Linked DNA regions of Mus musculus: all the other regions are linked to region 3. Evidence: chromatin loops called from intact Hi-C (ENCODE). Cell type or tissue: left cerebral cortex. All regions are shown on one strand. Links, peaks and the distances in the headings refer to the core of each region. The heading gives the core; the rest is flanking DNA.

Evidence for each region. Peaks named below come from ENCODE experiments on the same cell type or tissue, not always from the same donor. Only the 100,000 strongest peaks of a DNase experiment are listed, where the experiment ranks them.
Region 1: it touches region 3 in a loop (2.3-fold over the local background); 2 of 42 quality-filtered maps call a loop at or near these places.
Region 2: it touches region 3 in a loop (5-fold over the local background); 14 of 42 quality-filtered maps call a loop at or near these places.

The regions. Positions count from the first base shown.
Region 1 is chr12:4,246,819-4,251,469 of GRCm38, forward strand. It overlaps Ncoa1 (nuclear receptor coactivator 1), which reads right to left. Exons shown (of 23, transcript NM_010881.2): 22 at 3,018-3,072; 23 at 544-2,932. The coding sequence ends at 3,028. Among named protein-coding and RNA genes, the nearest start is that of Ptrhd1, 15 kb to the left of the region's middle. In left cerebral cortex, for the core only: no CTCF peak of the experiment used is centred there; a DNase peak (open chromatin) is centred at 3,123.
Region 2 is chr12:4,546,905-4,551,600 of GRCm38, forward strand. No RefSeq gene overlaps it. Among named protein-coding and RNA genes, the nearest start is that of Gm46332, 20 kb to the right of the region's middle. In left cerebral cortex, for the core only: a CTCF peak has its summit at 1,926 (motif pointing left); a DNase peak (open chromatin) is centred at 1,923; H3K4me3 peaks cover 600 bases; H3K27ac peaks cover 180 bases.
Region 3 is chr12:4,474,734-4,479,429 of GRCm38, forward strand. Ncoa1 (nuclear receptor coactivator 1) reads right to left here and starts at 2,449. Exons shown (of 23, transcript NM_010881.2): 1 at 2,039-2,449. In left cerebral cortex, for the core only: CTCF peaks have their summits at 1,758 and 2,693 (motif pointing left); DNase peaks (open chromatin) are centred at 1,535, 1,793, 2,387 and 2,671; H3K4me3 peaks cover 1,738 bases; H3K27ac peaks cover 1,483 bases.

The DNA of each region.
Region 1 (4,651 bases), core at 2,152-4,651, 230 kb before region 3:
TACTATTGGTGTGTGTGTGTGTGTGTGTGTGTGTGTGTGTGTGTGTGTGTGTGAACAGCAGAGCACTGCACTCCTGTGGAGGCCAGAGGAGTCCTCTCTCTGGGTTCTAGGAGCAGAACTAAAGTTGTTAGGTTTACAGATGCTGAGCCATCTCACTGGCCAGGGCCTGACTTTTATAAAATGCACTATCACACTGAAACGGCATCTTCAAGTAGAATTCCTGTATCAGTAATTGAGAGGGGCATGACATTTCACGGTTCTTTAGTGTTGCCTGGATAGTATCTTAGCCCCAGACAACAGAGTTTACTCATCAGACCAAAGGCCAGCTAAGTCAGCATTTCCTCAAGGCCCCCAGGCACAGCTTGGCTTTGGTCTCATCAACATTTTCTAGACTGGTTCATATTAGAGTAACTTTAAGGATTTTGGGCTATAGGATCATTTCTTTTTATTAACCTTTAATATTTGAAATCATTTGTGATTTGGTAATCTTTCTATATGTCCCCTCCCCTCCCCTCCATAGCGCATAAATGAAGAGGCAGCCCATGAGGTTGTTAAACAAATTCTATTCAGTAGCTGGAAAAGTCAATTTCCTGTGGAATGACAGGAATTACATAGAAGCAAGCAATTTTATTTTCCTCAAATGTAGCAATAATTTTAATCTGTACATACATAAAACAAACAGTGCAATTATAAAACCTTGAAGGTGACATGCATACTTTAAGGTGCAGTGGGGATAGGGGAGGGCATTAGCATCTCCAACTTTCCTTACTGCTGTTCTTTTCTAGGTCCTTATGCCAAAGCGCCGCGTCAGGAAACTTCATCTGGAATGCTGAAATTAAAGGTGAACTTCCTGAAGTCTGCACGTTTATTATCACAAACAAAATTGAAATGACCTCCTAGAGCGGTTTGGTAGGAACTAGAGTAACATGGCGGGGCTTTCAAGCTGGAAATGAATGAGATCAGGGATGCATTTTCTGCAAAACTAAAAAAGATAATGTCTGTAACTGAGGGTCCTATTTCTGGTTCATAGTTGCTACCACATGAGCCCTTCCACCATTTTCAAAATCCTGTAGTTTCTGAGTAGATGCCATTCAATGGAGTTGTTTGTACCAGGGGTGGCGAGATGCAGAAGGAAGGACCTGGGGAAATGGCTTCTTCCTTGAAGTCTTGAGTCCGTGCTCCTTGTCTGCATTGGTTCTTATGGCCTTTTCTCTGCCACGTGAGCAGAGGTAGCTGGTGACGAAGGTCACTGTTGCTGTCCACAGGCCCAGGGATGCTGGGCAAGGTTAGCAAGGGAGACTCCCTTGGCCTCTGGCCACACCTTAATCAAGCTCACCTGCCCGGTCAGTAGCACAACTGCTAGCACTAGAGTCAGTTCGCTGGCTCCTTTCTTGAGGTGGAGGTGGGGGTGGGGGCAGGATGAGAAGGGATGCAGCAGAGTAACAAGGCAAGGGGGTAACATGGTACCAATTAGCCTCGGAGCAGAGCAGAGAAACACATTTGCACTGATGGAAATTCAAATTCCCAAAGTTATTCTGAGACCAAAAAAAAAAAAAAAAAGGAGATTCTCTTTGAGCACTGATTTCCCTTCATCCAAGTGGCCTGTGCACTTTGATCAGCTGAGCCTGGCCACTCTGGGGTGGCCTCCCCTAGCTCAGCTACAATAGCTCTTTTCCAGCGGTGCCACTTTGATGAGACCCAAAGTAAATCCATACATGGCCTCACAGTTATTGGGATAATGAAATTACCAGCCAAACATAATGGCAATCCAATCAACATTATACTTCACACACAAATTTAGAAAAACCAAGAGGTTGAAAAAAAAAAGCATAAAATTAAACAGAACAAAATCAATTTCTACAAGAAATCAAAAATATATTTACAGTGAGATTTAAGGAAAAAAAGCTACTCGGATCATAAACTTAATTTTATTTTAAATAACTTTAGCTACCTTGCTGTTAACAAAGTAAAAGCAGAAAGAACAGGCTGCCTTCCCCGCAGACTCAATCAGAAAATCATATCTACAATAATTGATAGAACTTGGTTCTTGTCCTTCACCCATCTCATCAAAAATTATTGCATTTTCCCCCAAACTGCATTTTTGGATTCCTTGGTGAATGAATATACTAATTTCATCCTTTTTCCTGGAGGCATCTTGGTTTAAATCCATCATTATAAAAAGGAGAAGGGGTACATATGTAGACGCAAAATATTCTCTTGATGCCACAGATACAGGGTTGCTTGAAGAAGCTGATTGTACACACAAGTTGCCTGGGGCCGGGGGAGGGGAGGCTGCGGTGGGAGGAGCGTGACAGCCTTTGGTGGACAGACAGGCAAAGCCCCACAGGCTCTTCTTCCAGGGCAGGGACAGGGCTGAGCCGGTGAGGTGGGGCTTCGTCTTCCCCTCTTGTTATTTTGGTTTCCCTCCAAAAGCCTTCATCCAGATAAGAAGCCAATGACTGATTATAAAAATAAGAATAATTAACTTTTGGCTCAAGAAATAAGATTGTCCAACTGTTCTGCCTTGTTATTCTTTTCAATATCCAAGGCCTTTACAAAGAAGGAAACAAAAACACCACCTCTCAATCTCCCAACAAAAGTGAACTTTTTTTCTTTTTTTTCTTTTTTTTTTTTTTGCTCCAAATGCTACGATCTGAAGAATGGCTGCAGATTGAGATATCAAAAATCTCAGAAAAATATATAATATATTTGTATAACTCTGCATGTCTATTATTTAAATTTCACATTCCTTTAAAAGTGGTTATTCAGTCAGTAGCTGCTGAAGGAGGCTCTTCTGCTGGGCCTGGGGGGTCTGTGGTCCTGACGTGGGCTTTTGAGTTCCCAGTGGACCAGGCTGGTTCAGGTAAGGGTCCCCGCCTACCAGATTCACTGTACACTGGACGTCAGCAAACACCTGAACCTGCTGCACCTGCTGGAACACAAATAAAAGATGTGTTGAGACAGAAGGGCCTGCCCCCCCGGCTTATGAGTGGGTACTACGTGAAGTGGAAACTCACTAGAGCTCCTCTAGTCTGTAGTCACCACAGAGAAGAACTCTTCTGTCTTCTTGTCCTACAAAAAGAAAATCGCTGCACTCATTTTGCTCAGGGTTCTGGAAAGTTCACACTTAAAATAAAACCAAAACTGGACTGGTTGCGCCTCCTACAGGGTTGCCATCTGGACTCAGATGTCTTCTCTAATATTGTCAAGGCCGGGGAAAGCCTAGCTTCAGGGTTTGGGGACACAGTGGTGGGTTTTAACAATCAAATGCTATCTGGGAAAACTAGCTCAAAAGCATTCTATGGATGACTCGAATAGGGGAAAAATGTTTATGTCACTGAGAAATAAAGACTTTAACTGGGTACTAGCCAAGTAAAGTCGGCACGCTCTGCACCAGCACTGGCCTCACTGGGCGTCACATCTGGGTGGTTAGTGTGGTAAACTGTACACAGCTCCTTCGCACACTGACTTAAGATTCACAACACATAGCAGCAGAGACATTTTATCTTGGATTTTTTTTCCCTCATAGACAATTTACTTAACCACACAAGCTCAAAACAAAACAAAACAAAACCCAATAAACATCATTTGAGAACAGTGTAAATTTCTCTCTATTTCTAGTAGTATTATAATAAAGTCCTTAAAAATGTTTAAATTTACATAGTTCTGGCATCTCCTATTAGAAAACAGAGCCAGTCTTAGTGTTTCCCCACTAGCCTTACTAACACATTGTCTATAGAACTGATTGAGAGGCCACACTTCTGAATGCTCCAGGTGACAAACAGAAATGCTTTCTAAGGTAGCTTAGCGACTAAGACTTTTGGCAAACGTGCCTCATATTCAAAAGGTTGTAAAGGATTTTATATTAGTAATTCCTTATTTAGGCCATTTATCACTAATGCATGACAGTTACATTCAACTTTTCTGAAAATGTTCTATTCTAAATGGAATATAAGCTTTTTCTAGTACCCCTCTGCTCAGCTGGCCAGTGTCCCGTCAAGTTTCTGTGTCAGGCTAGCCTGTGGTCTCTTCTTGCTCCCTCTCCAGGACACAGAGCCATGGAGCCCCTCAGTGTCTGCTGAGTTAGGCTAGCATCCCTCCGTCCCCATCGTCCTTGGTCAGCAGCTTCTCAGGGTTGGCTTCTGGCTCCTCTGGGCTCTCTCAGGAGCCTGTCACACGCCATCTTTGGTACATTTCCAGTGGGGCTTCCTTCTCGCAGTGGCCTCTTCTAGCTACTGTTTCCATTCTTTTTCTTCTGGAAACTCATAGGGCCTTCTCTTCTCACAGCAACCTCCCAACCCACTTCCTGCTTCTCCGCTCTGTGTGTTCCTTTCCTCTTTTCTGTCTGGCCTCACACAGCTGAACCATGGCACTCCCTTTGTCTTCGCCTTTTCTATGTACCAGCCTGTATGCCACCATCTCCTGCGTGGAGAGGAGCGGGAATTCAGAAGTGATTTCTATCCTCTGTCTAACTCACTTTCCAGTTCCTGCTTGGTAAACACAGAACGAAGGACTAAGAAGACATCATGACAGGCTATAATGAATGACGACTATTCCACTGGACCTTCACATGAGCACAACCATGCCTTTCCGTTTTCAAATCAACACAGAAAATTCTATGTTTACTTGTTTCTAAGGATGAACTGTTGGA
Region 2 (4,696 bases), core at 791-3,290, 72 kb after region 3:
GTGTGGCCTGTCTTGAAGAAACTGCTCCTAGGACACACTGCTGTTGCAAAGATTAGATTGCATTGAACGTGGACTACAGAGATTGCTAACTTAAACTCTTCTAGGACAAGTGGGAATTATTATTCAGTGAGGTGGACTAAAACTTTTGGACACTAGTTATATGCATTGGGCCAGGCAGTGGTGGCATACGCCTTTAATTCCAGGCAGAGGCAGGTGGATTTCTGAATTCGAAGCCAGCCTGGTCTACAGAGTGAGTTCCAGGACAGCCAGGGCTACACAGAGAAACCCTGTCTCGAAAAACCAAAAAAAAAAAAAAAAAAAGAAAGAAAGAAAGAAAAAGGAAAAGGAAAAGGAAAGAAGAGAAGAGAAGAGAAGAGAAGAGAAAAGAAAAGAAAAGAAAAGAAAAGAAAAGAAAAGAAAAGAAAAGAAGAGAAGAGAAAAGAGAAGAAGAGAAAAGAAAAGAAAAGGAGAGCCGGGCGTTGGTGGCGCACGCCTTTAATCCCAGCACTTGGGAGGCAGAGGCAGGCGGATTTCTGAGTTCGAGGCCAGCCTGGTCTACAGAGTGAGTTCCAGGAGAGCCAGGGCTACACAGAGAAACCCTGTCTCGAAAAAAAAAAAAAAAAGAAAGAAAGAAAAGAAAAGAAAGTATGTTACCAGACTATCAGCTCTCAGACTATCATCATCGCCATAGCGATTGGCGGGCTCATATCCCCTCGGGAACACTCTAGCAGGTCCTACACGTTGTGGTGCAAGATCCCAGCACCCACCGCCACTTCTGAGCGGCTCCATTTGAAACTCTTTACCAGAGCAGAGGCTTTGCTCCGAGCAGAAGTTCTGCGCCCAAGCCAGGCATAAAGCCTGGGCGAAGTAGCCGTCCTGGGGAAGCAAGGGTTACCACAGGAGGGGGCCTTCGTGGAGGGCAGTAAGAACAGCTGTCTGTGGGCAGCTGGAGCGGGGATAATTGGTGTGCAATGGAAATCTAGTAGGAGTGAGGGTCTGCCAAAACAAGCAAGGGACCCCGAAGGAGAGTGGAAAGGATACAAGAGAGAATTACCCCAATCACTCCATGTTAATATATTAAAGAAATTGATGTTTCTGGATTTGACATGTAATTTCAAAAGGAAAGAATAATTGCTTTATTCTTCAGAACAAAAAAAAAAAAAAAAAAACCTCCATAAAATGAGCTTTATGAAGAAAATTTTATCCTGAGAGTCACTGGGAATATGATTACTCTTCTAAAAGCATGTCAGACATAAAAGACGTGCTGAGAACCAACTACTGTCAGTTCTGGATGGAATGTCTAGTTTGAAAATGATTTATTCTCCATGTAAGGCTCTCTCTCTTCTGTAATATGTAAATTAGAGGTGGTTCGTACAACCCGGTGAGAGCTAGAGTAAGAAGTTTGGCTTCGAAGCAGTGACTTTTAAAAATAGTTTTATTGTTAATCTCAGTATTCATCAAGTCTCTGATGGCAGGGAATTTAGTTCAATCATTTTTCTAAGTCACTGCAGAGAATAAGTAAGTATTATCAAAGGAAGAAAAACCATTTCTGAATCGGCCTTGGCTCACACGTTGGCTTGAGATCAGGTATCCAACGTGAGCCCCTCTGGCAGGCACTACCCATAGCCTAACCCAAAAGCTCTTTCCACACCTTTCTTGATTAAAACAACAGCAAACACAAAACATTAAATATGTAAATGAATGTCTTAATTTCTCTGAAGTGCTGTACGATCTTGGTAAACCACGGCGCTCCTCTTTCTCTCTGTCCCTAAAAAGGGACGTGTAATGAAGTTGTCCGTGAATTCTGCTGGTAGCCTCCATTTTTCTTTCTACTTAGGGAGACTTAGAATTAAGAGAAAGCCCCTTTGCTCGCCTTTCCTCCTTCCTCTTGGCTCCCTGAGGCGCTAATTTGAGCATTGGCGCCATCTTGTGACAACAACAGGAAAGGTGAGAAGAGCCAGCCAGCCCGGTGCTTCTAGACATCTGAAATGGCACATTATGGGTGGGGCCGAGCCATCTTTAGCTGCACATTGTGTTACTTTCAACCCAAATAGTCCTGAGGTGACATCTTCTCAATTTTTTTATTTGAGGTCGTCATACTAAAAAAAAAAATCACACAGTTAAAATTTGAGGTTATATACTTGCTTTGTAAAAGCTAAAACAAAGGAGCAACTCATTATTGAACAGGTGTTTCTTTTAAGAGTTAATTATTTCTCCTAATTCCATAAATGTATATAATGAATTTTTACCTCATTGTCTTCTCTTGTCCCGTTCCCCCTTTCTTTTCTAGGTCCCCCTTTGTGTTTGATGTGTCTGACTGCCTTTAAGTAGTGTTGCTTGAATGAGCATCGGTGAGGGGTTATATATTACCAGAACACCAGCAACTTACCTACTCCAGAGAAGCAAACGTCTCTCTTATGCCATCAACAGGTCATCTTATAGCATCAATAGGTCTAATGGATCTAGTACGTCTTTCACCTACCCATGTGGGAACATTGGTGGTCTTTTGCAGGCACCGATGCTGGGGGTGTCAAGTTCAGAAGACTGGCTCCTTTCTTTCCACTCCTCCGTCAGAGGTGTCCCCTGAGCCTCAGAGGTGGCACTGTCTCACTGGGGCTGATCCCTGAGCGTATCTGACTCTCAGCCCTTTGACCAGTCATGAGTTTCTGAAGTAACTGTCACCTATTGCAAAAACAAGCTTCCCTGACCAAGGCTGACAGTAGCACGACTCCATGGACAAAACCTAAATATTGAAAAGGTAGTCTGATGGGCACAGTAGGCCTGTTTAGTAAATTAACAGCCACAGTTTCCTTGGTTAGGGCCTATGGTCTCCCCAGCCATGGTCTTACTGATCAATTTTATAATATTATGCAGGAATGCCTCCAGAATGCAAGCAGAAAGTGGTTGGTTACCCTCTAAGTAGCCATGCCATTATTATACTGTTTGGCACACCCTGCCTGGTGAGTTGTACATTGCAGGCCTTACAGCTGAGTAAGATTGCTTATGATTTTTCTTTCCCAGTCACCCAGATTTTGCATCTGCAAGCACTTGAGAAGCTAGCTACTAGGGAGGGACCTTCTAGCTTAGTCCCAGCTTGATTTCTCTCCATCCTATGGGCGAGATATGTGTGCTCTTAGCAGTAGGGGTTACTGTCTAGTTCTCATGGGCAACCAGTAGTGTCAATAGCTGGATTGTTTTGGGGGCCCTGGCATTTTAATTTAAAGGCCATAGCTTTCTGGGAACAATGTTACCCATCCATGCAAGGCCCCCTCATTCAAACGCCTGTTACATTAGTTTACAAAGCAGTGGATGATGCCACAGAGCTTCTTCAGACAGTCTGAACTGTGGCTAGCCAGCTCCTCACCTCCCATTTCTCTCGCCGTCTCCTGCCCCCTCTCCAGCAGCTGTTTTCCCAGTTATCCTATTTATTTGAATTTGATCTCAGGGTCAAAAAGAAAAAAAAAAACAAGTTAGAGCCTTTTTATCATTTCCTTTGGAATGCTACTAAATAAGTTTATTAGTAAGATAGCCCTCCTCCACAGCTGACACTTGTCCTCATGTCTCAACTATGACAATCAGTGAAATCTGAGGGGCTTGTGGTAAAGAAGAATTTTCACTAAAATGTAATCTATTTTTTAAAATTTATTTTTGACTCATCTATGAAATCATTAAAGCTGTACTAAATGCTTGGTACATTTAGTGCGCTAGGTAATGTTTCAATCAGATTTGATGTACTTATCTCATTAAACACTTAGCTTTTCTTCATGGTGAATACTTTTATAAATGCGTCTAGCTTTTTGGACTGTGGAATGCATTGTTAGCTATTATATGGGAAAGAAAATTTAACTGTCAGATGGAACTCAGTCTGTATGCATTTCTCCAACTTTCAATTTTAAAGGTTAAAAATCTACATATTCACAAATCGTAAAAATTGAAAAACATTTTTTTCTTATTAAGCAAAATTTTGTTTTTTTACAAGACAAGGTTTCTCTGTGTAGCACTGGCTGTCCTGGAACTTGATCTGTAGATCACTCTGGCCTGGAACACACAGAGGTCCACCTGCTTCTTGAGTGCTGGGACTGAAGGTGTGCACCACTACTGCCTGGCAAGCAAAATTACTTTTATTGCCATCCATCCTCCTTAAATGCTGCACATTTCCCCCTTTCCCTAGCCCTCATTCTTCATGTTCTACCCCCAAATTCTATCTTCACCCTATCCTCACCTCTGTGGGAGAGCGTTCTTAGTTTACTGTTTTGGATTCAAGCTAAACCAAACACATTTTTCTAACTCTGTATCCTCCGTGGACTCTGTTCCAGAAGTGTTTCCAAATAGAAACATCTCCTTACTTCTACAATGTTCTAAGCGTGCGTGTGTGTGTGTGTGTGTGTGTGTGTGTGTGTGTGTGTCCCTCCTGCGCTTTACAATCTAAGTAAAATGAACACTTGTGAAGTGGGGACTTCTGTAACTCTGTAACCCAAGTTCCATTACAGTGGATCAAGTGTGGGCTATCTTTGGCCAAAAGACCTAAGATTTTAGGATTCACATTTTTCTTAATGAGTTCTCCCATCGATTTTGTTTTATAATTATGGAAGAAGGGGGAAATGGATGATACTTAGACCAGTAACATCTGTTCAATAGGATACAGTTACACTTGGATTTTATTTACTGTGGTGATGGGGGTGGGAGACCCACATGT
Region 3 (4,696 bases), core at 1,315-3,814:
AAGTGAACAATCGTCATTAGTTCCGTAGAGTTTTTATTTTCTCTCAATAAAACCGCTTAGCCAAAATTGTAGATCTAAAAACATTCCCTCGGCTTAAACCACACACACAAAAGCAATTTTATAGACACAACCCTATAAATTTTCTCAGAAATAAGGAAGAGATTAACTGTAAATTATGTAAAATTTAAGCTTTGCATCTATAAACCAAAGTTCAGTGTGGATTAAATTCGTGTAATAGATTAACATAAAATGTCTGCAAACCCGACTCTTACAAGCAACGAGCCTCGGATTTTCTCTCGAGCTCCTTAAGTCTGAATAAGAAATGGAAAGAAAACAGGACAGACTTTAGGTCACAGAACCAACTTGGCCCTTTCCACAGAGTACAAGAGATTAAGTAGAAACACTTCCATTTTACCTACTTTATGACAAATTACTCGAGGAATGCCTATTTATGAAACTGAATCAAATCCCATGGCTACCTTTAACCCAAAACTATTTCTAGCTCGGGAGCCAAAGACCCAAGCAAATACGCAAATACGTTCTTTTCACCTTATTCCCAACATGAAGAAATCCGACCCCACTCCTGCTACATCACAGCTTCTGTGAAGCTAGATGAGGCCCCTTTGGCCGACTCTTTTTTTTTTTTTTTTCTTCAAGACTAACCTCCAACCAATTCCATGCGAGGAAGCAAACCTCAAACAAATTTAACCCTTGAAATCCACCCCTACGACTTTACTACATAGTCTGGGCTTCACTGCAGGACTGCCATGCAGACACTTAAAAGATTTCTTCATGAAGTAAAAGCATTATGCTTCACAAATCATCACCATCATTTCTCTTGTCAATCATCGGGTGCTGGGACAGCGATTCACCTACGAACTCTTTACTCGCCAACATCACACTTCACATTTAAAAACTTAACTGTTTGGAAAGAGAAAAAAGAGAAGTCACCTTCTCCACAAGGACACCTGCCTCGCCTCTTCAGTGTCTCTATAAGGATAGAGGAGCCAGAAAGGCTAACGTACTCCCCAGCTTAAAGTTTCTCTCCCTACCAAACTCTTCAGCCACAGCACCTGGGCTTGTCCTTGTCACACACAGTCAATCCCTCCGTCTTCCTCTAACAACGTCACACTACAGGGTGTCTGGCCCATGGGAGTGACTGCTTTTTGTTTTGTTTTGTTTTGTTTTAATGTATATACAAATAAAATTAAACGAGCCACCGCAGAGGTGTGGTAAGGACCGAGGACCCCGGTGTCCAGTTTCTCCGAGTCTCTTCCAAGCGACTATGGAGAGCTCAAGTTCCATCACTGACCATTAACCAGCCCTACCTACAATCGTTGGACCAACGTGTGCTGCTTGTCTTTCTAGGTCCTTTCAGCAGAACCTTCCAAAGGGACCAAATTCCAGCCGCAAGAGGAAAATCTCCTTTATCCGCCCATTCCTACCTCCGAAATCCTGGTCCCAAAGGGAGAAAGGCAAGTGCAGCCAGGCTAGGCAAAGGGGCCGTCGAAAGCTGCACCCACAGAAAGGCATGCCTAGGTCGCCCCCATTTCGCTGTCCCAGTGAACAAGATTCAGAGAGGCTGACAGGCTGGCCAAGGTCACCGTGCTTGCTCGTCGGGGCCGAGGGGCGCCCGCGCCTACTTCCGGCTCCCCCTTTCGGCGGCGGCTCCGGGCGCCCGCTCCCCACCCGGCCCCGGGCCGCGCGCCCTCCGCGGATGCTCGCACTCCACTAACTAGGGCAACTGGAGTGCGCCGCAGGGACGGCGCTCTGCAGCGCGCCGCTCGCCCCGAGCAGCCCCCAGCTGGTGCCGTGACAGCTGCGACCTCCGCCCCCTGCAGCCGCGCCAGGCTAGCGAGGGAACTCGAGAAAAGTGGCAGCGGGAGATGGGTCCCAGAGCAAGCAAAGCCAGGACGGAGGGCGCCGGCTGCTCCCCGCCCCCTAGGGCCGCCGCGGCCGCGCGGCTCGTGACAGCTGCACCCACCGCGAGGCTCCCGCCGCCACCGCCGCCACCGCCGCCACCGCCGCCGCCACTCACCTGCCTCCGCCGCCGCCGCCTCTGGGCCGCGCTCCCCGGCGCCGCGCTCACTCGCGACTGTGGCGGCGCCGCCGCGGACTCCGCCGCTCCTCCGGCCCGGCGCCCGTCCCCGGGGCCCAGGCGGCCCGCCGCCGCCGCCGCCGCCTCGGCTCTCCGGCCCCCCTCCTCCGGAGCAGGAGTCCCCCCACTTCAGGGGGATGCAGAACCACCCCGGCACAAGCTGTGCTTGAGGGAACAGCAGCGAACTGCAGCCGAAGGGCTTGAGGCCGCGCTCCGACCGACGGACGACAGGACGAGGTGAATCGCGTCAGTCTCCCGCTCGCCCGGCCTGAAGAACAGGCATTTCAGCCGCTCTCCGCGGCCGCCATGTTCTCCTCCTCCACGGCTGCCGCCGCCGCCGCCGCCGCCGCTGCCGCCGCTGCCACCGCCGCCGCCGCCCCCCCGCTCGCGGCCCCGCCCCCGTGCCCCGCCCGCAGCGCCCCGCCCTCGAGCCCCGCCCCACCCACTCGCGGCTCCGCCCTCACCCCTGCCCCCTCCGCGGACAGGCCCAGAGCCCCGCTGCCCTCTGGCTCCGACGGCGCGCCCCGGGCAGCGCGACCCCTCCAGCCCCGCGCAGCGTGAAGCCGCCCCGCGCCCTCTGCCGGCCGCAGGCACGCCGGGGCCCGAAGTCTTAAGGAAGTGTGAGAAAGGAGGCCCGAACTCTTTCCGCACGGACCCTCCCCACGGGGCAGTTCTCTCTGCTGCCAGGAAGCCTCGAACCCCAGAGTGTCCCTTAGCGTCCCTGAGCGGGCTGTGGGACCTATGGCCTCTAGATGTTCTTTATAGTTTAGGGAAAGTTGGGGAGCAACCTGAAGGCCCTGGGGATCCCAGAGGAATCTGACCTGGGCCTGTTTCCACTCGCGAGTTGTTTTACTTTGAGTAAGAGACATCCCTCGGGCCTCGTTTTTGTTGTTGGTGTTGTGTTCTGTAAGATTTGAGAGGTGGTTTGCCTAGATGATTTCACAGACTATTAGACAACGGAAAAGAAAGATCATCTGCCCCCTTTCTTTTTGCAGATGAAAAGATCTGACTGACAGTGTCTGGCTCTACAATTGCATGAATTGACTAAAATGTCTGTCATTCACAGATCTTTTCCCTCTAGGGGGGACCCACATCTTTTTTTTTTTTAACCTCCTTTTTTTTCTTCTATAATGGAAATGCTACTTTCAAAAGTAGTGTTCCTTGTCACCGGAGGAATCAAGCAGCCACAGGACAGCTCCTTGAGCCTTGATCACTTTATCTGGAAAGCAGCTCTTATCCCAAGACCTGCAATGTACCACTCACTGTTCTCTCTGGCCGTGGAAGTGCTGTGCGGTCATCTTTGTTTCCCTGAGTTCTTGTCCTCATTTAGCTGACTTGTGATGCTGTTTTCTGCTGTTTCCCATCCTGCATTGGATGCCCCAAAGCAGCCTGTGAAAATCCTTAAGTCCTCCATGTCCCTTCCCTAAGTCAAACCTGACATCTCGCTGGCCCTCTCTGAGACAGCCTGTGACTTCTTTCACAAAGCAGGTACCTTCACCCTACTACTGCTGAGTGCCCTGTGCTGCCTTCATCTTCCTGTCTTGGTCATAGTTATAAAGCAGCCAGCAGACCATACTCAGCCTTCCTTTATGCAGTCATCCTTCCATCCCTGTGTTCATTCCGTTGATTCTTATCAAAGTCAGTACCCTAGTGCATTTGATTAGCTCCTGTCCTCACCTTCTTTACAGTACCACCTGCACAATCCACAGCCTTATTAATAGCTGAAGTGCTTGAAGGTCTCTATCTCTACTTAGTTTACTCCTGTGGAGTCTGTTTCCTGGTCTAATACCATCTACCCTGTGCAAAGTGCATTGTCCGGCCCTCTGGTGCTTACAAATGAGCCAAGTATAGGCAGTCCTCCTGTCTCTACTAGACTTCAGGAACTGCTGATGTGTAACTGTGGTGGGCACATCAACTTTATCTTGGTTTTTCTAACTGGATGTTTCTAGCCCCTCCTTTCTTACTCTCCCCTCTTCCTGTTTTGTGCCTCATTCTTTCTACCTGTTCTCTGAACTTTGTTTCACTAACACTTTTCTTGTCTTTTCCTTTGTGTGTTTGGGAGGCGTGGGGGTATGTTTAATTGTCTTTCCTTCCTCTTCTCTCATATAAGTTGATTTGGTTTGTATCCATAGCTTTAACTATTAGTTTCTGTCTTAACTTTAAGCCATTCTCAGGCTGCAGAGATGACTCAGTGGTTAAGAGCACTGGTTGCTCTTCCAAAGGACCCAGGTTCAATTCCCAGCACCCACATGATGGCTGACAGCTGTTTATAACTCCATTCCCAGCATATATGACATACTCTCTGGCCTCCCTGGGCATCAGGCACAGATGTGGTGCACAGGCACAGATGCAGGCAAAGCACCCATACTCATAAAATAAATTAAAAATTTAAATATACATCTTAAAACATTCTCAGACTACTCAGTACTGAGATTTTTTGTTTGTTTTATACTTATTTGTTTGTTTATTTGTTCAGTACCTTGCTACATAACACAGATTGGTCTCCAAGTCTGAGTCTTCCTGCCTCTGCCTCCCAAGTTGCATAAATATAGGTGTTTGCCACCCTGCTAAGATTTTACTGAATTGTGAATGTAACTT